Regions from separate parts of the Mus musculus genome. Here region 2 is linked to region 1. Evidence: chromatin loops called from intact Hi-C (ENCODE). Cell type or tissue: left cerebral cortex. All regions are shown on one strand. Each heading gives the region's core, and the rest is flanking DNA. Links, peaks and the distances in the headings are about the cores only. Region 1 holds the start of Zfp94 (zinc finger protein 94). Region 2 holds the start of Hnrnpul1 (heterogeneous nuclear ribonucleoprotein U-like 1).

Evidence for each region. A loop is a pair of places that touch in the nucleus more often than their neighbours do. Peaks named below come from ENCODE experiments on the same cell type or tissue, not always from the same donor. Only the 100,000 strongest peaks of a DNase experiment are listed, where the experiment ranks them.
Region 2: a loop joins it to region 1, with 3 times the contacts of the local background. A loop is called at or near these places in 3 of 42 quality-filtered maps.

Annotation. Positions count from the first base shown.
Region 1 is chr7:24,309,414-24,320,960 of GRCm38, reverse strand. It overlaps Zfp94 (zinc finger protein 94), which reads left to right and starts at 4,295. Exons shown (of 6, transcript NM_001199321.1): 1 at 4,295-4,442; 2 at 6,550-6,611; 3 at 8,466-8,579; 4 at 9,458-9,496. The coding sequence starts at 9,482. It also overlaps the pseudogene Gm44513. In left cerebral cortex, for the core only: no CTCF peak of the experiment used is centred there; DNase peaks (open chromatin) are centred at 4,237 and 4,680; H3K4me3 peaks cover 1,597 bases; H3K27ac peaks cover 988 bases.
Region 2 is chr7:25,750,862-25,762,408 of GRCm38, reverse strand. It overlaps Hnrnpul1 (heterogeneous nuclear ribonucleoprotein U-like 1), which reads left to right and starts at 7,650. Exons shown (of 15, transcript NM_144922.3): 1 at 7,650-8,068; 2 at 11,419-11,544. The coding sequence starts at 7,774. Axl (AXL receptor tyrosine kinase) reads left to right here. Exons shown (of 20, transcript NM_009465.4): 18 at 845-1,004; 19 at 1,522-1,658; 20 at 3,396-5,909. The coding sequence ends at 3,747. In left cerebral cortex, for the core only: CTCF peaks have their summits at 6,097 (motif pointing left), 7,232 and 7,833; DNase peaks (open chromatin) are centred at 7,194, 7,439, 8,071, 8,494 and 2 more places; H3K4me3 peaks cover 3,464 bases; H3K27ac peaks cover 2,396 bases.

The DNA.
Region 1 (11,547 bases), core at 1,225-9,224:
CCTACTTATATTTATCTAAATGCAGCCATGTGGCTTGATACCTCTCTTCAGTATTGTACATTTGACATCTTCTGGGTCTGACTGGTGAATCCCCCCCCCCCCCGCTACCTGACTCTTTCCCAGAATTCCCATCTCTGCCCAGAAGTCCTGCCTATCCTCTCCTGACTAGCTATTGGCCATTAGATATTAAACCAGTTAGCAGATGTCTTAGACAGGCGAGGAACACCAAGACACAGCTTCACATGGTGTACAAAAAGATTATCACGACATATCATACTATTCCTCTACATCTGGATGGTTCCTTGTGGATATATACACAGGTGTATGAGAGAGTGCATGCGTGTGTGTGTGTGTGTGTGTGTGTGTGTGTGTGTAGGCCATAGATCAATATTTTCTTTCTTTCCAACTTTAATTTTAAAAATAAACATTTATTTCTGTGTGTGATGAACATACATACTGCAGTGTCACTCACTTGTGATGCTTTGTAGAAGAACTCAAAACTGCTCTCATTAATGTAAGTATGGGAGCTTGCAGCGCTGAGCTTGGCTTCTGGGTTTGTCAGTGAGATGACAGGATACTCAGTGTTAAAGGAAGGGAGCCATTCATTCTCTGGTTCAGTGAAGCCTTAGGGTGTGGTCTTAACTGTATAGCTCCAACATCAGCCAACAGAGCATTCACACGCCCTACCTCTCTCTCTCTGAATTCTCTTTGTGCTTCTAGGAGACAAGAATCCTGAGGAGATGGAGTCTCTTGAGGAAGTGGGATTGAGGCACCTGTCACATGAGGCGCTTTTCTGCTCACAAATCTGGCAGCAGGTTAGCAGGGAGTGAACCAAGGCTCAAGCCTGCATGGTAAACACTGGAGAAACGGGCTTTCTGCTGAAACTAGATGATGTGCATTGTGAAGATGAGGAAGTCAGTAAACATTCCAGTCAAAATTCAGTTCTTCAAGTTCACCACAAATTTTCTACCCTGGAAAATTAAGAGTCCTTACCTCATAGGCGGTAATTTGGACCTACCTTTTTCCTTATATACCTGAGTATATAATATATACTTCTGTGTTTCTCAAAGAAACCAAAATTCTCTCTACACATCACAGCCACACAATCCAACCACTTTAGCCCTCCTGCTGGGCTTCTTCAAAACCACAGGTACATTGATAATTTATACTCTCCTCCTCCCTGCCCCTCCACTTTTTCTCCCCACTTCCTTCTAGATCTTCCACATCAATCTAGATCAATCCACAGGAGGGACAAGTTTTGTTTTGCTTGTTTTTTTAAAAAATTTTATTATTTAGAGATTTATTTTTTTTATTTATATGAGTACACTCCAGCTGTCTTCAGACACACACTCGAAGAGTGCATCGGATCCCATTACAGATGGTTGTGAGCCACCATGTGGTTGCTGGGAATTGAATTCAGGACCTCTGGCAGAGCAGTCAGTGCTCTTAACCGCTGAACCATCTCTCCAGCTCTGTTTGGTTTTCTGTTAAAATGTCCTTGGAAGTATTCTAGAAGCTTACAAGGCATATGAATTAGGTGTCTATGTACATTTCCCAACCCTACAGAAAATATCTGAATAATTTTGCGTGCAGAACCTGTGTTGTGGACAGGACTTCGGTGTGCCATCATGCACAAAAGTCAATCAGGCTTGTCCATCTACAGTGTCTAAAGTTAGACTTGCCTACAGAACATAGTCTAAACAAGCTGGTTAGCTGTGTTTAATCACTGCGATTAGATCTCCTAAGAGGAGGGAGGGGGGAAAGGAGGAAGGAGCCAACAGAACAGATAAAATTACCTCCCCGCCTCAAATAAAGTAAAAACATGCATAGCCCTGGCAGCGAACCTACTTCCTTTCTTCTCAGTGCCTTGCACTTAAACTACGATGGGGAAACGAGTCCAAGCAGAGTCACTGCTCTCAGCATCTCACAGGAACCCGGATGCTACTTCCAGCCTCTCTGCTCATGCTTTGCAGCAGTGCACCAGGACAAGACAGATTTGCTAAAGTGCATGTAATCACCAAAGATGAAGGCTCCTGGGCTTTTAATCTGTAATGTTTCTAAGACTGTGTCAATGTAAACAACAAAAGGAAGAAGTTTTGCAGAACAAAAGTGATGTACACTTGATGGTCTGATCAAGTTAAATATTATTCATAGCATATAACCTAGTCCTTGCTCTCGCTGTTTCTATGGCTTGGGCTTTGTGGCTCCTTCCAAGGCTCGGCTATGTCATTTGCTAAGGGATCACCTGGATTAGTAGTCCTTAAGAAAGCCTGGATTGACTGCAGAACTGCACATCTGTAGTGCCAGGGCCCGCTTATCTTTCAAAATATCCAAACATAGTCTCCCCGACTCCAACTAGGAGGATGAAGATTGGCGCTTTAGGTGCTGCTGTTGGGTACGTGTCTGGAAGGGATAGTTATGCCTAAAAGTCACTCCCTCAAAATTGCAATCCTGGGGCTCCCCTGAAGTGGCCACATGAAAATAACAGGTGCTGCTCTTATTGGGTTCTGCTTTAAAGCCAGGAACTGGTCCTGCCAGAAAACTCTGAGTTTCCCTGATGAGCCTGTGGGGGCACCCCGGCTGTCTTTTGCTACTACTCTGTGGGTTCTTTCTTCCAGCCTTCTCCACCCTTGCAACCCTGTAACACTAGATAAGAGAGGAAAAAGGAGAGGAAAGTGATCCCTAAATAAGGTGGGGGGGGTCAGAAAGGGGGTGATGTTATTGATAGACTACTTCCTGCTGATTAAGGGCATCACATTTCTTGGGGGCAACTTTGATCTCTGCCATTCGTCTTGCTGTTTCTTCTTTGCACAGGACCACTTAACAAACTTTGACCAACAGCAGTCAAAGACCAACAGCTAACAAACTGCCAACAACCCCACTGAACAGCCACCAAAAGCCAACCTACACCCACCCCTCTCTGAAAAGTCCCCCGAATTCTAAACATCACACACGCACAGAAACCACCTGCAGCTGGCAAAATCACGCCTCTGCTAGAGCAGGAGGCAAATCCCAGCTGCTGTGGACCGTCTGAAGCAGCCTCATATTCCTCACCTGGGGCTAAAATCAAAACATTCCTATAGTATTTCTGTTTTTCAAAGAAACCAAAACTCCAAAATTGTCACAACAATCATATCATGTAAAAACTAGTCTTTTTCCTTGCTACTATGTATACCTGTTACAGCATCTCCGCTGTGCCACACACATACGCCGAGATTTTGTTTGGATGAAAAAAACTTTTGCTAGTGGTCCTTTGGGATAATTAAAAACAAACAAACAAACAAACAAACAAACAGACAGACAGACAGACAGACAGACAGACAGGGCTGAGAGATGGTTCAGCAGTTAAGAGCACTGACTGCCAGAGGTCCTGAGTTCAATTCCCAGCAACCACATGGTGGCTCACAACCATCTGTAATGGGATCGGATGCCCTCTTCTAGTGTGTGTCTGAAGCTAGCTTTTTTTTTAATTGTACTTTATTTGTACTCACATAAATAAAAAAAGAAATAAATCTCTGAAAAATAAACAAAACAAAACAAAACAAACAAACAAACAAACAAAAAAAACCAAGCAAACCAAAACTTGTTTCTCCTGTGGATTGATCTAGATTGATGTGGAAGATAGAAGGAAGTGGGGAGAAAACTGGAGGGGCAGGGAGGAGAGTATGAATTATCAATGTACCTGTGGTTACATTGAAGAAGCAGCCTAGCAGGAGGTTAAGTGGATTGTGTGGCTGTGATGTGTAGAGAGAATTTTGGTTTCTTTGAGAAACACAGAAGTATATATTATATACTCAGGTATATAAGGACAACGGTAGGGCCAAATTACCGCCTATGAGGTAAGGACTCTTAATTTTCCAGGGTGAAAAATTTTCCACGTGGGACGTGTCAAGTTCAGAGGCAGCATGGTGTCATGGCACACACGTTAGCCCAGCATTTGAGAGTGTGCAAGACTGAGGCAGGAGGACCATCGTAAATTCAGTATGGATTGTACAGTGCGCACCAGTGTCTCGCAGATTAAATAAAAAGTTCCGCAGAGGGCTAGGGAAGTACCTGCGTGGCGCACACACACACACTCCAGAGAGGCTATATACTAGGAGAAACGAGTGTAAGATCCGCCTCTCCGCATTCACTACCGGAAATGTAGTTCAACTGTTCCACAAACACGCAGGCACCCGGGAGAGCTGACGCGGAGATTTCTGGGAAGTGTCGTCCAGGGTCTCTGCGCATTGCGCGTGCGTCTGTGAAGGCCGGCGGACGCCGAGCATTCTGGGAAGCGTAGTTCAAATTCTCGGAGCATTGCGCGTGCTTCTGTTGTGCGGGCTGATGCGAAGCATTCTGGGAAGTGTTTCCCAGGTGGTTTCTGTTAGCATCCGCTCCCCTTGTCCTCCCTTGAGTCTCCTCTCTCCCACACCTTCCTCGACTGATGCCTGGATCTGGAGGTTTGCAGGGTTGGCGGCGGGCGGCCGTAGGGGAGTCGGCTCCAGGCTGGCGAAAGGGAAGCGCAGGGCGCCCAATGAGCCTCCCTCCATCCCACAGATATCATCGCACTGATAGGGTCTCAGCGCGTGGCTCAGTCAGCCTCCTGCCTCAGCATCCGGTGTGTTGCGATGACAGGTGTGAGCCCTCACACCTTCCTTCACTGCTGTCTGGAATTGGGGTGCGAGGGCCATGTTGATAGTGTTGTTTGAGGCATTGATGTAGCTAGTGTCACCCTGCCCTGAAGGTTCTAGGACTCACACCTACACTGCAGAGAATCGGGATGGGTGGAGATTTGTCGAGAGCCTGTCATGTAGAAGGATAAACGGACACGTCTATGGCTTTCCACGATGTCAGATTTTGCTGAACGACAAGAAAGTCATAAGCTGTGTCAGTTTCGTTGGCTGCAATTTGCCAAGGAATCTCGATTTCTCCTGGTGGTTGGCCATTAATCACAGGTTCTTTTATTCCAAGCTTAACATAGCTAATGATAAATTTCAGACCACGAGTCACCTGGCACACAGTTATACACACTCGTGAGTTTATTATCACAGGATGGATCATTGGAACTGGACTTGGCTCCTGGCATGTGACCAGGCTACTGAGCAGTGTGCCTGCCACATACCGGTCCCTTGGTGAAGAAGTAACGTGATATGGTTGGTGCGCTTATGTTTTATGTTACCAGGCTGGCTTTGAACTCACAGAGATCTACCTGAGTGCTGGGACTAAAGGCTAGTCGATATCTTTTAATAGCACAATTGAGTCGCCTGGCTATGACTGTGTAAACAAGACATGGATTTCTTCTTGGCACTTTTATCCAAGATAGAGTAACTCAGATCAAGACTGTTGCCGCATAAAATTCAAAACTAGTCATAGCCTGAAAGCTGATGGTCCAAACAACACAGCTCCCTGCTCAGCATGCTCCCAAGATGGTTTGATCAGCCGGGCAGTGGTGGCACACACCTGTAATCCCAGCACTTGGGAGGCAGAGGCAGATGGATTTCTGAGTTCGAGGCCAGCCTGGTCTACAGAGTGAGTTCCAGGACAGCCAGGGCTGCACAGAGAAACCCTGTCTTGAAAAACAAAACAAAACAAAAAGCCAAAAAAACCCAAAAAACAAAAAAGGAAAAAAAAGATGGTTTGATCAAGTGTAGCCCCTTACCTCTAACCCTACCCCCATTACAGATTCAGGGGAGGAAGGAGGAAGTGGTGGTCTGTTGACCAAGCATATCTAGGTGCATCAAGCCAAGTGTATTTCCTCCTGTTAAGGCGTAGCCTTTTAAAATACAAGTCTGTTTTATTCTCGCTTTTTCTTTCTAAGACTTTTTGTATGGGTCATATATGTGTACCATTACATGCATGTGTTGATACATATATGCTTCTGAATGCTTTGTACATGAGTGCTGGGATTCAAATTCAGGTTCTCCTGCTTTTCTTTAATAATTTGTTTTCACAATGACAATTTGTGTGTGTGTACACGCGTGCATACTCACATGCAACACTGAGCATGTGCAGGATGGAGGAGACCTCTCAGGAAGAGTCAGTCCTAGAGACTGAACTCAGGCCATCACTTGGTGACAAGTACCTCTCCCTGGAGATCTATTATCACGTGGGCTCTTTACCTTTTGTTTTTATTTCCCCCTGAGATAGTTTTTCCGTGTAACCCTGGCTGTCCTAAAATTTGCTGTTAATCAGGCTGGCTTCAAACCCACAGAGATCCTCCAGCCTCTGCCTCCTGAATTCTGGGTTAAAGGCCTGGGCCTCCACACTTGGCCCTCTCATTAGCTTTTGGGTCTTCTCTGTTAGAGCAGACACGAAAGCTTTGGACCATTCTTTTCAGGAGATCATAATCTCTTCTTGTGAGTACTAATATCTTTCCAGCTGTCCAGCCTCTCACTGGGGGCAGCAGGAGGTCCCTCCGGACCTTCTTTCTGTCCCCACCAATAATGGTTAGCCCTGGACACCTTTTAGGAAGGAGAAGATTGTCTCCAGCTTGGTGGGCAGGAGGGGACAGTTCAACTGCTTTGTCAGGAATGGCCTTCCTATTTCATGGCTTCTCTCCTTCCACAGCCTGATCTCTCAACAAGGACTGAGTGGAAGGTGAGGTCCTGACTCCTTCAGCAAGGCTCCTGGTGAGTGTGGCCTGGCATTGTTGTTGTTGTTGTTGTTTTGAGGTGGAGTCTCCCCATGTAGCCCTGGCTGTCCTGGAATTCCCTCTGTGGACCAGGCTGGCTTCAAACTCAGGGAGTCACTCTTCTCTCCTTCATGTCAGTCCCGATGATGGGATTAAAGATGTATGTCACCACGTCTAGCATGTTTTTCTTATTTTAATGATGAAGTCTTGGTGTCAGGGTCATGAGGGACAATCAAAGAAAGAGGGTCACTCCAGGACGAGATAAGGCCTCGCCGGTGGCAGCAGGGAGGTCCAGCCCCTGACGACTGAACGTCAGACAGCCACGCAGAGGCGTATTTATTTATTGACTGTCACACACAGTTACTTTTAGAGTAAAATAAGTTCCTCACACCAATTGCTGGATCTGCTCTCCGTGTTTCCTGAAGGGGCTCCTCACCCCGGCGGTCTCAGTCCTTACTGTGCACTGTTTGCAAAACTCAGTAATGCAAGATGCTCCCGGGTTGCCAGGACTGTCCTGTGACCAAAGTCGTACAAAAGCTGTAAAGTTCCTTCAGAAAAACAACTCAGTTTTGTTTGTTTGTTTTGTTCTGTTTGTTTGTTTTTGAGACAGGGTTTCTCTGTGTAGCCCTGGCTGTCCTGGAACTCATTCTGTAGACCAGGCTAACCTCTAACTCTGAGATCCATCTGCCTCTGCCTCCCAAGTGCTGGGATTAAAGGCGTGTGCTACCACTGCCCGGCGAAAAACAACTCTTATAGGTAACAAAAAGCAATCACTTTTTCCTTCAGTGATTTCTTCAAGGTCTAAGACCTTTTTAAAAACAACTGTTTTTTTTTTCCCCCTCTACAATGAAGAGCTTGAGTCAGGGTAGATAAGTCAATGTTTAAAGGTTGGGTTGGAACTTGTACAGCCCAGATCCATATAACTCTTGGATATATTCTCACTAAGGCACAGAACCGCCTGGAATTGTAATCAGAGTTTTAGAGCCAGAGTCCTTAGGGAACCCTAGTAGCTTTGGCTCGGTCACCTATCCTAATCCGACCAGAGACAAGACATGGCTAAGAGAAAGGTGATGGAACTACAGTGGCTGCATTGGGACTTACAAAGGAAGGGGTCCAGTGAGCTCCCGCTCCGACTCTGTGGTACTGACCAGAACTTTAGGTTTAAATAGGGGAGCGGGCCTGCAGGATGCGGGAGATGTAGGGTCCTTGCTGCTGGGCTTGATGGCCTGTGTTCCACCCCCAGAATGGACGTGGTGAGAGGAGCCAGCTCCTGCTGCAGGAGACCTCCCCCCCCCCCCATGTCCTGCGTGCACATTCTAAATAGACATAATGAATAGGAGAAGCATTGGAGCAAATGTGTGCATAACACAGCAACCTTGCTGGGTCTCCCTGTCCTTTTTTTGACCCAGATCCATAAAAGTGGCTTGATACATAGTTAATTGCTGGCATTGCCTAGGGGGACGCCTGATTAGTTAGAGGGTGGCCCTTCTCTTATCAGAGCTAACTTCCTATCTTAGGGGGGTGATGGTCTGTCCGTCTGTAGTCAAGGTGATGGCTGGTTTGGGACAGTGACTTGTCTTGATGCCTTCAGATAAGAGTGCTGGGCCCTGGTACCCAGTGTAGGTTTCCTCAGAGTGCTGGGCCCTGGTACCCAGTGTAGGTTTCCTCAGAGTGCTGGGGCCCGGTACCCAGTGTAGGTTTCCTCAGAGTGCTGGGGCCCGGTACCCAGTGTAGGTTTCCTCCAAGTGTTTCCTTTAACTCTGACCTTTCTCCGCTCCTATATCTGCCTCTCACCCCTTTCACCAGTGCCCGCTTCTCTCTGTGACTCCTGTCCATCTCTTTTTGTCTTTAGAAGCAGCAGAGAGACAAGGCTTGGGATGTTGGCTCTGGGGTGAGGCTGGGTTCAGGAACCCCACCTGCCTCTGCTTTCACCTGCGCGTGGGTGCAACAGCTGCCATCTTTGTTGGTAAGAATGCCCTAAAACACCAGGTACCTCACCGAGGGAGTTGCCTGCGCATGCTCATTTGCTTCCCATCATAATCTTGGGACCGACGTTCTATCTCTGTCCTTTTTATAGCCAAGGATGCTCACAGCAGCTTAGGTGTTGGGACCGAGGCCACACAGTAGCTTCTCCTTTGCAGGGATGTGTGAGGAACCTTCGTGGGGCAGTGTGCTAGCATGCATGTGCTACTCGGGTCCCGGTGTGCCAAACACTAGCACATTTCTAGCCCTTATAATGACTTTTGAGATAGGGTCTCACTGTGTGATCCAGGCCAACTTGAACTGAAAGCAATCCTCCTGCTTCAGTCGCTCCTGAATGCTAGAATTGCAGGTGTGTGACATCCTACCAAGCTCTTGTTTCTGTCCAGCAGTGATAACTCCTGTAGTCTGTTAATTCTAATTACATTGATTATAATGATGTGATTACCTGCATCTCACAGAGGCAGAGACTTTATTCCGTTTTCTCTGTATCTACGGGTAGTCTTTCATGGCTCTCCTCTTAGCTGGACGGGTTTGCAGACCTTATGTCTTTGGAAGCTGGCCACCCACGCAGCCTGCTTTTTAGAGTGCTGACGTGAGCACCATTTTCTACTGTCCCAGGGTGAAAGGCAGATTCAGAGACAAGAGAAGGGTGACTGCTGGAAGCACAACGGTTGTGTGTGTAGCTGGGCAGGTCGCTCTTGGCCAGGTGCTGGCAGCTGCTGGGGTGCATGGTGTTTGAGTCAGCCTCCCTGAGGAAGGAACACAGTGGCCATCTACTGAAGGCAGCCACTGCGCTGCTCATACCCTGGCCGGGCTCTCATGGTTTTTTTCTTTCCACTTCTTTCACTGTGCCTTCTTAAGACCCAGCCATCCCCCAGGAGGACAATGACCAAGGTCAAGGTGAGTTGGGCTGTTGGTCTCTCTTCCGTTTGCTGGCTCACTTGTTGAGTGGATGTGGCTGTCTAGAGGCACACTTATGCCACAGCCTGGCGTGCATGTGGAGCTCAGAGGACACCATGTGAATCTCTCCCCTCCACCCTCAGTTTACAAGGCTTTGTGGCAAGCACCTTCACCCCTGAGCTATCTCACTGGCCTTAAATTCTCATCTCTTTTTTCAGAGCCAGTGGCTCTCAATCTTCCTTTTAATACAGCTCCTAATGTTGTGGTAACCCCAAACCATAAAGTTACTTCCATTACTGCTTCATAAGTAATATTTTGCCACTGCTATGAACTGTAGTGTAAATGTCTGGTATACAGGATATCTGGTATGTGACCACTGTGAAAGGGTTGTTCAACCCCCAGAGGGCTCGCGTCCCACAGGTTGAGAACCACAGCTCAAAGGTTCTACTTCTCTCCTTGCTTCTTAGGAAGTATTAAGGAGAATTGTTCACATTTGAGAAATTCTTGGGTGCCAGATGTTAACCACCCCTGTTTTCATTATTTTTATCACTTTATAATTGGATGAATGAAGCAATAAAAACAAGGGCTCTGGAGATGGCTGATGCTTCAGAGCATCCACTACGCTTCCAGAGGACCCACGTTTGGATCCCAACACCTACATCAGGTGGCTCAACCTACCTGATCAGTGACCAGCCTGTCACTCCAGCTCCAGGGAAGCTGTCACCCTCTTGTGGCCTCTCAGGACACTAGCACTCACATATAGATACACAGCCACACACACATACAGGTAGTGAAAAATAGTAAAGATTTTAAAAAATAATAAAAATGCTGAGCATTTTTAATCCCAGCACCTGGAAAGCAGAGGCAAGTGGATGTGTGTGAGTTCAAGGCCAGCCTGGTTTACATAGTGAGTTCCAGGACTGTCAAAGAGAAACCCTGTCTTAAAAAAACAATAGCAAAATACTAACTACTATTACTGCTACTACATATGATTGGGTGAACAGGCACAGACGAGAAAAGCCCATGACGCCATCGTCCAGGTTGGGACTCTCTGCTATACACAAAGTTAGAGAAGAAAGAGCGGGAGAATATTTACCATACGGATGCTAAGGAATGGAAGTACGGGGCCGACAATTAGCTTAGGCAGAACACTTGCCTCGATTGTTCAGCGCACTGGCTTTGGTCCCCAGCAGTGCAGAACCAACACTTAGGAGAAAGGTAGGCAGAGTACCAAAGAGAAACAAACATGGGACTAGGGACATAGCTTAACCGGTAGAGTGCTTGCCTTGCACGCAAGAGGCCCCAGGTTCAGTTCCCAGCACCACATACTCCAGTCTTGACACCACATCCTTGTGACCCCAGCACTGAGGAAATGGAGGCAGGAAGATTAGAGAAGTGCAGGTCATCCTTGGCTACACAGCAAGTTTGAGCTAGCCTAAGCTATGAGACCCTGTCTAAATAGATAGATAGATAGATAGATAGATAGATAGATAGATAGATAGAAAATAAACATGGTTAGTAAATAGTTGAAAAATGTATTATTTTAGTGATCACAAAATAAATAGAAATATCAAATTGTCTTTCACTGATTTAAACAGCATTTTTTTTTTCCCCACATTTACTTTGAGCATGTGAGCATACTCAAAGAACAACCCATAGGAGTCGATCCTCTTCTTCCATCATGTGGTTCCCAGGATTTGAACTTGGGATGGCTGGCTTAGCAGCAAACTCCTTCACCCACTGAGTGCCTGTTACTAGTACAAATTTTTGTTATGGGTTGTTCAGTGTTGTCAATGGCATGAAGAACCAAGAATTCTTATGTTCATTTTGGGGAAAGCATACTGATAGCAAAAAAAGGAGGAGGAGGAGAAGGAAGAGGAGGAAGAAAAAATAGTTACCTCAGGCATTATAAATTAAAAATTGCATATTTGTTGACATTGCATTTTTAACATATAAGAATAGGGACTTTATGTAAAAAGTGGTCCTTCTGTGATTTCTCTTTTTTGTTTTATGTTTTTAAGACAGGGTTCCATCCTGTCCTGGAACTCAAT
Region 2 (11,547 bases), core at 1,969-9,968, 1.4 Mb before region 1:
GTTTGGCTTGATTTTTTTTTTAAAGATTTATTTTAATTTTATATGCATGGATGTTTTGACTACATGTCTGCATTATGCGTGAGCAGTGCCAAGGAGGCCAAAAGAGGGCACCAGGGTTAAAGACACTTGTGAGCTGCTGTGTGGGTGCTGGGAATCAAGCCCGGGTTCTCTGCAAGAACGAGTGCAATTAGCTACTGAGCCATCTCTGCAGCCTCCAAAGTTTGATTTTTTTTTTTTTTTTTTTTTTGAGACAGGGTCTCACCTAGCCCAGGATGGCACTGAACTTACTATATAGTGAAAGATGAACTTCAACTCCGACTCTTTTTTCTCTGTCTCCCAAGGGCTGATATTATAGGTACACACCATCATTCCTGGCTGTTTGTTTGTTTGTTTCCAAGTTCATGTCCCAGAACCCACAGCATCGGTTCACATCGGTTCGCATCGGCCTCCTGTAACTCCAGCCCCAAGGAGAGTCTACACTTCGGACCTCCATGGGTACCCACACTCGCATGCACATACCCACAGGCAGGCACACACCTAAACATAATTGAAACAATAAACATTTTTTAAATCCAAGAAAACAGAACAGGGACTCTGGAGTTTCGAAAAGATCTCAAGATTGATAAAAAGCCAAAGCTGAGAAAGCTTTTGGAAGCCCTTTTGTCCAGACTCACTGTAGCAGGAACTAGAAGCAAAGCATTTCCCTCTGGGACTGGGGTAAGGGTTTCGGAGTCAGAGCTCCACCCTCAGCAGGACTCTGGGGTCAGGCAGGAGGTGGACCCAGCAGGCTTCCTGGTGGAGATGAGCCATGTCCTGACCTTACTGCTTTTCCCAACCGGGGCAGGCTGAATGAGAACATGTCCGTGTGTGTGGCAGACTTCGGGCTCTCCAAGAAGATCTACAACGGGGATTACTACCGCCAAGGGCGCATTGCCAAGATGCCAGTCAAGTGGATTGCTATTGAGAGTCTGGCAGATCGGGTCTACACCAGCAAGAGCGATGTGGTATGTGTGCCCTGGCCAGGAGCAAGTAATCATGACAGCATGGGCGACAAGGCCTAAGAAGCTGAAGGGCTCACAGGGACCTGTGGGCATCCTTGCAAAGTTGTCTGTGAGGCCAGGACATGTTTGGAGAATATATGAATAATATGTGAGCAGGGCTAGGACATAAATAGGCTTATGGTTGCGTGGTAACAGCATGGGTACTCAGGAAGCAGTGGTGACCAAGTATGCCATAGGATGTGTACAACAATGTGGGCATGAAGGGTGACATGTGACATCATGCAAATGTGTACACAGGTGTGCATACCTCTGCATCCTACAAAGTCAGTTACTGGGTGTGTGTGTGTGGGTGTGTGTGTACGTGTACCTGTGTCAAAATCTCCCTGTGCATACTGTGATACACCCATAGATGCCGCTGTCGACAAATGTCCACGTAAGTGTTGAGTGCTTGTCTTAACTCATGTTGGAGGTGTCCTTGTGTAGGAGAGATCCTCTCACCCCGCTTCCTCTACTCCGACAGTGGTCCTTCGGTGTGACAATGTGGGAGATCGCCACCCGAGGCCAAACTCCCTATCCAGGGGTGGAGAACAGTGAGATTTACGACTACCTGCGTCAAGGAAATCGGCTGAAACAGCCTGTGGACTGTCTGGACGGCCTGTGAGGACCTTTAAAACTCTCCTTAACCCCACCTCAGAATTTAATCCAACCCTCAATTACACACACTGAGCCCCCAACAACATCTCAAGTTCTGACTCAATGTGCATGGAACCCCTCAGAATATTAAGAAACCCATTTGCCCCTCACCAGTGCTCTGAGAATGCCAGTGGGGTGGGAGATTGCTAAAGGAACCTTTTTCCTCTCTGTTGGCTGTGTGGAAGGCAAGCTGGGTCAACCCCGTCCCACCTCAGCCAGGTATTCTTAAGCGATGATCAACTGCATACAACCTTCCTGGGTAGCCCTGGCCTTGGGACCCCTACCTCCCATGGTCCCTTACCTCCCATGTGCCTCAACACCCAGGGTCCTGTGCAGAAACCCCCACTCTGCTTCATTGACCTTCTCCAGACTTAGATCCCTGAGTCGCTAGCAGGAAACCTTTGCGGCATCACAGAGTGTAGAGAAAGGCGTGGTTTTTAGCCCATACTTTAAGGTTAAGAAGAGGGTGTTGCTTGGGTCAGGTGGGGGGATTCAGATCCCCCACGCTTCCTTTGGGCGCTCCTCGGGCCGAAGAGGATGAGATTAATAGCTAATCTTTTACTGAACTTCCTGGAAGGCAGTGATACAGTGTTCCACTTGTATTGACTCATTTGATCCCACAGTCACCGTTAGTAGACAGGCACCGTGGTTAGCCCCATTCTTGCCAATGAGAAAATTGAAGTCTTCGGGGAGGGCATATTATTTGCTGCTGTATGAGCTGCTACACTCCAAAAATCTAATCATTTAAACCCAACCTTTGTTTCATGGTGCCTGAAGATCAGCCTGAGAGTAGCCCAGTAGGGTGGTTCTGCTGCAGGTCTGTCACAAGGTTATCAAGGCAGCAGCTGGGGATGCATGTGAACGCTGAGGCTGGAAAGCTGACTTCAAAGTGGCAAGCTCATTCTGGGGATGATGGCACCCACCTTTATTCCCAGCATCCGGGAGGCAGAGGCAGAGGCAGAGGCAGAGGCAGAGGCAGAGGCAGAGGCAGAGGCAGAGGCAGAGGCAGAGGCAGAGGCAGGCAGATCTCTTGAGTTTGAGATCAAGCTCATCTACAGAGCGAGTTCCAGGACAGCCAGGGCTATATGATGACATAAACAAATAAACAGATGAGACCTCTTCATGGGGCGACTTGAGCTTCCTTACAAGATGATCCGAGAGAATGTGCAAGAGGTAGCTGCGCTGCCTTTTATGACCTAGTCTTAGACGTCACACGTGCGCCATGTCTTCTGCTAAGCTAGAAGCAAATCCCTACACTCAGGAGGGGACTTAGCCTCAGCTTTTGAACGGTGGCGTGTCAAAGAACGCAAGGACATAGGAAAATCATATGACTTCTAGTTCATTCCATAGGTGTGCCTCGCCCCCTCCCCAATGTGCTTGGTAAACAGCATCAAGGCCAGGCCTTGGTACAAGAGTCTGTTCTGTGTGGCCACACTGGGAAGCTCTGCCCTAGCAAACTCCCATTAAAAACCACCCAGGACTCAGAGAGGTTTTCTATGATCCTTCCTAGTTCCTGAGCTTCTGGCCCACCTCAGAAACTTTGCAATTCTCAAATCTCTGTAGGCATCCCTAAGTTGCTGAGGCTCTCTCTAGCTCCCAGGTTCTCATTCTCACCCGAATGCCCTAAATCCTCCCCTTAACTTCTAGCATGCTACCCTCTGAGCCCCTGCTCAGTCTGCCCCCTTTGCTCTCCCTCATTAGGTATGCCCTGATGTCTCGGTGCTGGGAACTGAACCCTCGAGACCGGCCAAGTTTTGCGGAGCTCCGGGAAGACTTGGAGAACACACTGAAGGCTCTGCCCCCTGCTCAGGAGCCAGATGAAATCCTCTATGTCAACATGGATGAGGGCGGAAGCCACCTTGAACCCCGTGGGGCTGCTGGAGGAGCTGACCCCCCAACCCAACCTGATCCTAAGGATTCCTGTAGCTGTCTCACTGCAGCTGACGTCCACTCAGCTGGACGCTATGTCCTTTGTCCTTCTACAGCCCCAGGACCCACTCTGTCTGCTGACAGAGGCTGCCCAGCACCTCCAGGGCAGGAGGACGGAGCCTGAGACAATCTTCCACCTGGGACATCCTCTCAGGACCCAAGCTAGGCACTGCCACTGGGGGAAAGCTCACCCCCCCACTCCGTCACTCCAGGCCTTCTCCCCAGATGCAGAATGGCCTTCCCTCCCTTCTCAGATGCAGTCCATGCCTTATGCACCCTATCCATAACAGTTTCAAGGGATCGTCTCACATCTTCCATCCCAGCGTTCTAGATTTTAAGGTTTGAGTTTAGAGTTCAAAGTTCTCAAAGATGATGAGTCTTTGGACCGAGATGCTTGTTTCTAGGTCTGCAGCGCTGTTGCTATAGACAGGCCCACTGCTCGAAGGCTCTGAGATTCTATGGCTCTAGATTTTTCTGGCTCTATAATTCGTGGCAATGCTCCCATGGTTTTAGGTTGCACGACTCTGAGATTCCAGGACCTAAGGCTTCTAGACTTTATTTTTCTGGAGCCAGGGGTCCTGTCAGTGGAAGATTGTAGATTTTTAAATTCTAAAGATTCTAGGCATGAAGGTTCTAAGGCATACTGCTTCTCCAGTTTAACAGTTTAGGGCTCATGTTGGAATACTCCAGATCATAATGTTTCAAACTTTTATTTTTTTTAATTTCTAAGACCCCAGTGATGGTCAACTACAGATTCTGAAGCCTTATGACCATAGATTCTTTTATATAAAAATCCTGTATCTCAAGGAAATATGATTCTAGACTCTGAAATTCCAAAGCTTTAAGAGTCTCCAGATGGAGTTTCTAAGCTATGATGTGGTGATAATCTAAAGTTTAGTCCAAGGTTCTAGATTCCTAAGCTTCCACGTCATCTGCTCCCAGGATTCCAGATTATTAAACTCTAAAACTCTAATGTTGGCCTGATCTTCGTCTCAGGCCCTGTAGGATGCTGTGGGTCCTCAGCATCTAAGTCACAAGAGGCTCCAGTTAACGAGGACTAATGAGACACCAAAGTTCTAACCACTTCTAATGCTGGACACCTCTAGGTTCTATGCTGCTTTTTGCCTTTCTAGCACATAATTAAATGCCCAAGAATACATATGTCTAAAGATCTTAAATCTCTAAGCACTATGGAGCCAATGTTTTGAGTGTCTGAGATTCTAAAGGTCCACAGTCTAGAGTATTAGGTACGACTCCAAGGGTGGGCGCTTGTAGCCATCCTAAGTCCTTTCCCTCCTTAAGCACCTATGCTCCTCCTCTCCTTGTGTGGGGTACACCCCACCTTAAGCCTGTGCGATGCACTGGGAATGCCTGCTTTCCTCCAAGGGATGGGTCATCTCCCCTCATTTGGGGCCATGTTGCCCCTTGAGCCAGTCCCCTATGCCTGTTCTGAAGTGTGGACTCTGGTGCCTCCAGAGAGGCTCAGATCACATAAAACTTTTGTCAGTCACTATTCTGTCTCTTGTGTCCATTCAACTGTGCTACGTCCCCTCTCCCTAGAGATTCGGTTTCCCCACTGTGAGAAGAAAGGCTCCTGTAATCCCAACACCTGAGCGGCAAGAGGATGGAAAGTTAGTTGCAGGCCATCGTGGCTTACCTAGAGGGACCCTGACCTCAATAAAAAGAATAAGAAGAGTTTGAGGGACACATGGGAATGTTTTCATTAGTGAGAGTAGACATGAACCATGCACATAGACAAATATATACAACCAAGGAAAGTCAGACTCTCAGAAAGCCCTGAGGAATACTCCCTCTCTGTCAGAGAGAGAGAGAGAGAGAGAGAGAGAGAGACAGAGAGAGAGAGCCAGACAGAGAGAGCGAGCCAGACAGAGAGAGAGAGAGAGGGATGGAGGGAGAGAGCGATCCCCGACAGGGTCTTACACAAACATTCCAAAGTAACAGACATGTGAATTAGTGCACATGCTCAGGCAAACCTAGCCACAAATGCAAAGGCCCAGTTATGCACTCACAGTAACAGAAACATATAAACCCACACTTGTAAATCTGCAAACATCAGCAGGCAGGTACTCACCAGCAATAGGAAGAACCTTTAGTAACAGACACAGAACAAGCATTACACACACTCAAGAATCCAACATGGTGCACATAATCCCGGCGCTTGAGAGGTATAAGCAGAAAGATCAAGACTTCAAGGTTGACCTTGATTTCACAGAGAGATGCAGGCCAGCCTGGGCTACATGAGACTGTCTTAATAAAGAAGAAAATAAACTAACATGCCCAGACTAGTACAAAAGATTCTCACATAGGCAAACATTCAGATTGTTGAGGAAAGATGGACCAGAACACCTCGAACCACAGATGGACAAAGATCCGAGTCTTCACTTTTTCCTAGTCTGTGACTACTACCATTTCAAGAACCCTATGCGGCGCCCGGTCGCCCCCCGGTGGTGGTTCCTGAGAACTGGGTACAGTTCAATCCGGGCCACAAAGTTTTTTTTTTTTTTTTTTCTTTCAAAAAACAAATCATTGTGGTCAGCTGGGAGGAGAGAGGAAGTCCGACGTGGGCGAGGGGCGGGGTGTCTGGACTGGAACCTCGGGCCCACGTGAGTGTCTGTCCCGCTGCTGAGTGGGTGCTGTGTGTCTAGGTTGCTGTGGTGTGAGCTTGTAGCGTGAACTGTCTTAGCTGAGCTTTGTCGCACGATGCTGCATGCTTGTGCCACACCTACACTGCCGTTTGAAGTCTTATCCTGAATTGATGCTTTTGGCCTGTCACGCCTATTCATTTATTGTGGGATGTTTGCGTGTGTCTAATAGAGAGTGTTTGTGGCTTTTGTTGGGAGTTAAGGCTATAGATGTCGGTGCACATTTGCGTTGTGCGTCTCGGTGTTATTTCACTAAGTTTTTGTCTTCTGAGCAAAGGGCGACAGGTGTATGGATTAACACAACCTGTCGTAATTACGGATTCTCGTGTGCGAATTGGTCAGAGTAGACACAGCAAGATTGAGGTTGAGCAACAACGGTTTAATGGATTCGAGATGGAAAGCCGCGAACTTCTGCAGCTATGCCCAGAGCGGGAAGGCTCTATGGTTGCGTGCAGAGTGGCTTGTCTAGCAACCATAGAGAAAGCGCCCTGGGAGGTTGTGCATCAAAGGGAGGGGTGCGATTTACCACACAACTTTTCTCCCGTTGTTAGCCTAGCCCCTGCTTTCAACCCTTCAGCGCTCTCCAGGACCAATTTTGTTGTTGTTGTTTCTCATAAAGGCAACTGGGTTTCTAACAAACGATGAGTAACAGATCCACTTGATTTTCATTCCGTATTATACCCTGCTGTACGGAGAACTTTGAGAGGCAAGCCTCTCAAGAATGGCCAATCTAGTTCGCTTTTTCTAAAGCGCTCAAGCTCTGGCAGTGGTGAAATATAACAGTAACTGCGATTGGCGAACAGGTTGTTTTGAAACCGCCCTAACGGCAAGGGGCGGGGCCTCGGTGAATTAATCTCCTTCCGGTTCCCGAAAGGCAACAGGAAAGACGAGGGTTGGCCGGCCTCTTCCCGCCGCATTTGATTGGTTGTGGTGGTTTTACCCGCTTGGCCTCCGCGAGGGGGCGTGAGATGAAGACCAGTTAGAATGTGTTTTACAGAGAGTCTGAGGGAAGCACGGCGCGGAGAGACTGGGCGGTTGTTCTGAGATCTGGCTGCTAATGGCTCCAAGTCGTTACTCCCTTTCCTTCATTTGACTGTACCGCAGCGGGCGCGCGAGCGCTACCCAATCAGCGCTTGCTCCGCCTCTCGCCTTTTCCCGCCCTCCACTCTGGCCGCGACTTCAACGTAGGCTAACGCTTCCTCTTAGGCAGCTCCTGAGCCCTCTAGTACCGTTCTTTTGAAAGCCACACTGTGATTGGCTTGGTTCCCGGGCCCGCGCCCGTTGCCCCATGCGCTGACCAATTGAGACTCGTTTTACATCGTACGGTCCGGGCAAGGGGGAGGAGGCGGCGGCGGCCATCTTGAGCCGCCGCCGCCATTGGAGTGGCCCCCCCTTTTCCCCCTTCGCCTCCTGACAGGCAAGGTTTAGGGGGGACAGAGCCCTGGGAGGCCGGGCCAGGCTCGGGGGCCGCCCCGGGGGCCCGGGCCATGGATGTGCGTCGCCTGAAGGTGAACGAACTTCGCGAGGAGCTGCAGCGCCGCGGCCTGGACACTCGCGGCCTGAAGGCCGAGCTTGCTGAGCGGCTGCTGGCGGCGCTAGAGGCCGAGGAGCCCGAAGACGAACGGGAGCTCGAGGCTGACGACGATCCGGGGTTACCTGGGCACAACAACGAGGAGGTCGAGACCGAGGGGGGCTCCGAGCTGGAGGGGACCGCGCAGCCACCGCCGCCCGGGCTGCAGCCGCACCCGGAGCCCGGCGGCTACTCGGGGCCGGACGGACATTGTGAGAGTGCGCGGGGCGGGGGACCGGGGAGCCTGGAGTCCGGGCCGAGGACGGGCTGTGGGACGCGGGAGCTCGACTCCACAGAGATCCAGGAGATGGTCTGAGGAGCCAGGGATCCTGCCACCTGCCGTTGTAAAGGATCTGCGGCCAGGGCCTCGGGGCAGCCTGAGGGCGGATCCTGGCCTTCGGTGCAAGGAAAACCGTGTGGAGGGGGATGGATTTTATTTTAAGGCGACCAGGGTCCTAGCGGGCGGGCGGGGAGGATTTTATATCCTGGGATTCGGAGACTGGAAACTGCTTTGGGGTTCTGTTTTGTGGCTTTGAGTTGGAAAAAGTCGGAAGAACTAGACGTTTTAGGGAAAGGGGTGTCGGGGGGCGGCGTCTTGGAAAATGAGAGATTCTAGCCGAGCGGTGAGCTGACAGCTTGGGGTAGCCATGCTAGTCCACCGTTTGGGCTGAGTCTCAAAAGCTGGATTTTCAGGTAGCGGAAGAATGGCCTAGGGTGCAGGTCAGGGAGAATTTTAAGGGTAGAAGATCTTTGATTTTCTTCACGGATGGGATAAGATCTGCTTAGTGCTGGGGGTGGACTGGCACTTTGGACCTACGGGTGTCCAAGGCTGGGAAGAGTCTCCCAAAACATGGACTGAACTCTCCAGTGTGTGCCAGGTGGCCTTTTAGGAGGTAATGAAAGACCAGCAGATTTGGAAACCCCTATCCCCAACTCCTACATTTCCTCGAGGTTACAGGGTCAACCTTGAGGGCAGGTACAACTTGTATGTTTGGTACTGGGAGGTCTAGGCTATCTAGTTGGCTTCCAGAGGAGATTTGGGATCTAAATGGTGACAAGAAAGGACAGAATCTTCTCATGGACAAAGAAACTAGAGGGCCTAGAATTGGAAGGACTCAGGTTAGTACTCTGTGGTTTCTGCTGAGTGGCCTTGCATTCTTAACTATGGGTAGTTTTTGAAACAGGAGTTGTGGGGAATGAGTTGGTAACTCTGGTGGGACCCTTGTGTGTGCCAGGGATCATGTGGCTAGTCTAGCAGGTGTGGGGGAGGGAAGTGTGGAGGGTATGAAAAAGAAAGAAAACCTGTTGCTTTGGCTGGGGGCCTCATGATGAAGCAGAGGGAGTATTCCTTTCCAAGAGAGGGCTCCTGAGTCCCCAGAAATAGTTACTTGTATGCTCAGGGAGATGGGGTGCTCAGGGAATATGGGGGAACTTGATCTGCCCAAAGTGTCTCTAGTTAGGATTGGCATCAAAGAGCAGTCCTTTGAGTAAAGGAGACCCTGGTATGAGAGGGAATTTGGAACCAGACACAGTGGTGTCCAAGACTTAGAGTGTTTTTCTGAGAAGGCACTGTGGAGTTTGGGACTAAACAGTAAAAAGAGAGAAAAAATGAGTCCTCAAAAGAGTCTTGGGATTGGCATTGCTACTCAATTGTTCATAAGAAGTTGGATCCTGTAGAGGGGCCACCCTAGATGTAGAGTGTTAGGGATTACCCTGTGCTGGCAAGTCTTCCATGGACAATTCCCTGCTAAGAAGGGAGGAGTGGCCTGTGAATGTATCCAGAGCTGAGAAACCCTGGCAAGAAAGGCTTGTGAAAGAGCCGAGAGGATGCTGCCCTTAACCTTGCTTCTAGCAAAAGGGTCCTGGGAAAGAGAGTTGGATGCTTCAGAACCAACTGTAGACTTCTTGAAATCAGCAGATCATTGCCCCTCTGAGCCTGGTCTCCTTGTAAAATGGGAATGGTAAGACTGTCCTCCTAGAGTTGATAGTCATGAGATCGTGTGTTTCAAGGGCTTCATACAAGGTTGCCTGTCTTTAGGGGAATGTTGTAGAGAGTAGAAAAGGACCCCAGCCAGCATCATATCCTCTCTAGGGCAGCCTATCCCCTAGTAGGTGAAAGAACATAGGTTTTCTGGGGAAGACATTGTCCTGAGACTGGAGGAGGAAGAATAGTGTGAAGAGGCCTTGTGTTGCAGTTAAGGAGATCCTCTGTCCCTTGACATCGTCATTCCACACACACACACACACACACACACACACACACACCCCAACACCAACAAAATCATCTAAGCGCCTCTTTCAGGTATCCTTCTCTAGTACTTCCTTCATTCTTGGTAAACAGATACTATATACAGCAAGCCACATGACTTCTTGCTTTCCTCCCTTTGGGCTGCACCTGGTTTGTGCCCAGATGTATTTGTCCTCTGAGAAAGAATCCAGTTAACAAGTGGCACAATAGTCTCTTTCCTTGTGGTTCTGCCTCGCTGCTTCTGGCACAGCTTCTAGCAGGGCTCTGGAGGTACCCATCAGCATGCTTACCCCAGGGGCAGAGCTACATACTCTCCGTCCTAAGTTCATAACGTTCTCTCTTTGTTTCCACTGTAATTCTGCTTCTAGGCTTTTCACATGAGACATTATTCTTCCCCAGGAATATTCTCTGATCTCATCACTGAGCCTTTGACTATGTATCCTTTGAGTTGAGGCTTATCTGCTCCTTACTGGATCTTTCTTATCTCTTGGTGCTTCACATAAAGTGTGATATATAATTTTACAGTGTAAGTGTCTGTCTTCCTAAACTGGATGCTTTAGTGGGGCAAGTTAATACTCACGTGCATCCCAAGGTCTGATGTGTATATGACATGCATTCCATAAGTAGTTACTATTGCTGTTAACCCTCTTCATCACTTCCTGATCTGATAGAACACTTTTCCTAACCAGTTCTAGCTCCAGCTATTTGGGGACCTATTCTTAGTAATCCTGGACACCATTATGATCCTGAGGTTTTGTATACTGCGTTGCCTGTGCTAGTGATGCATGCATGAGGCCCTAGACTTAATCTACATCAAAAAGCAGGGGCAGGCAGGAGTGTTTTAAGTCACAGACGAATGGGACTGTTCAGAGAGCTGGTTTTGAAGACTGGGCCCTGAAGTCAACTCTAAGCAATATACTTTAAAGTAGAGACTAGTGTTAACAGCTCAGTGACGTGCCTGGTACGTCCTTAGAGTAGCTTCCATTTCTTTAAGTTTAAGCTCCAGAGTAGAAGCTACTCTAAGGATGTACTGCTCAGAAATCAAGCCAGACTTACTTCTTTGACTCTACTATCTCTTTTAAACTGTAGAACTTCTTCCTCAGTCAGTTTAGTGTATTCAGTTGTGGATCTGTTTGCAGACTTTTGAGACACAGAGGACATAGCCTTAGGAAGCTGGGGACACCTACTACCTAAATAGGTTACCATTTGAAGGTGGACTTCCGACAATCTGAGTGAAGGCCGATGTCTTGGTTACAAAAGTACTTTCAAATGCATTCATCTAACTGATTTTTTTTTCTTTTTTAAAATCTTAAGATGTCATGGACAATATTACCAGACAGAACCAATTCTACGAGACACCAGTCATCAAGCAAGAAAATGAGTCAAGCTATGATAGGAGACCACTAGACATGGAGCCACAGCAGCAAGTATATCACCCAGGTA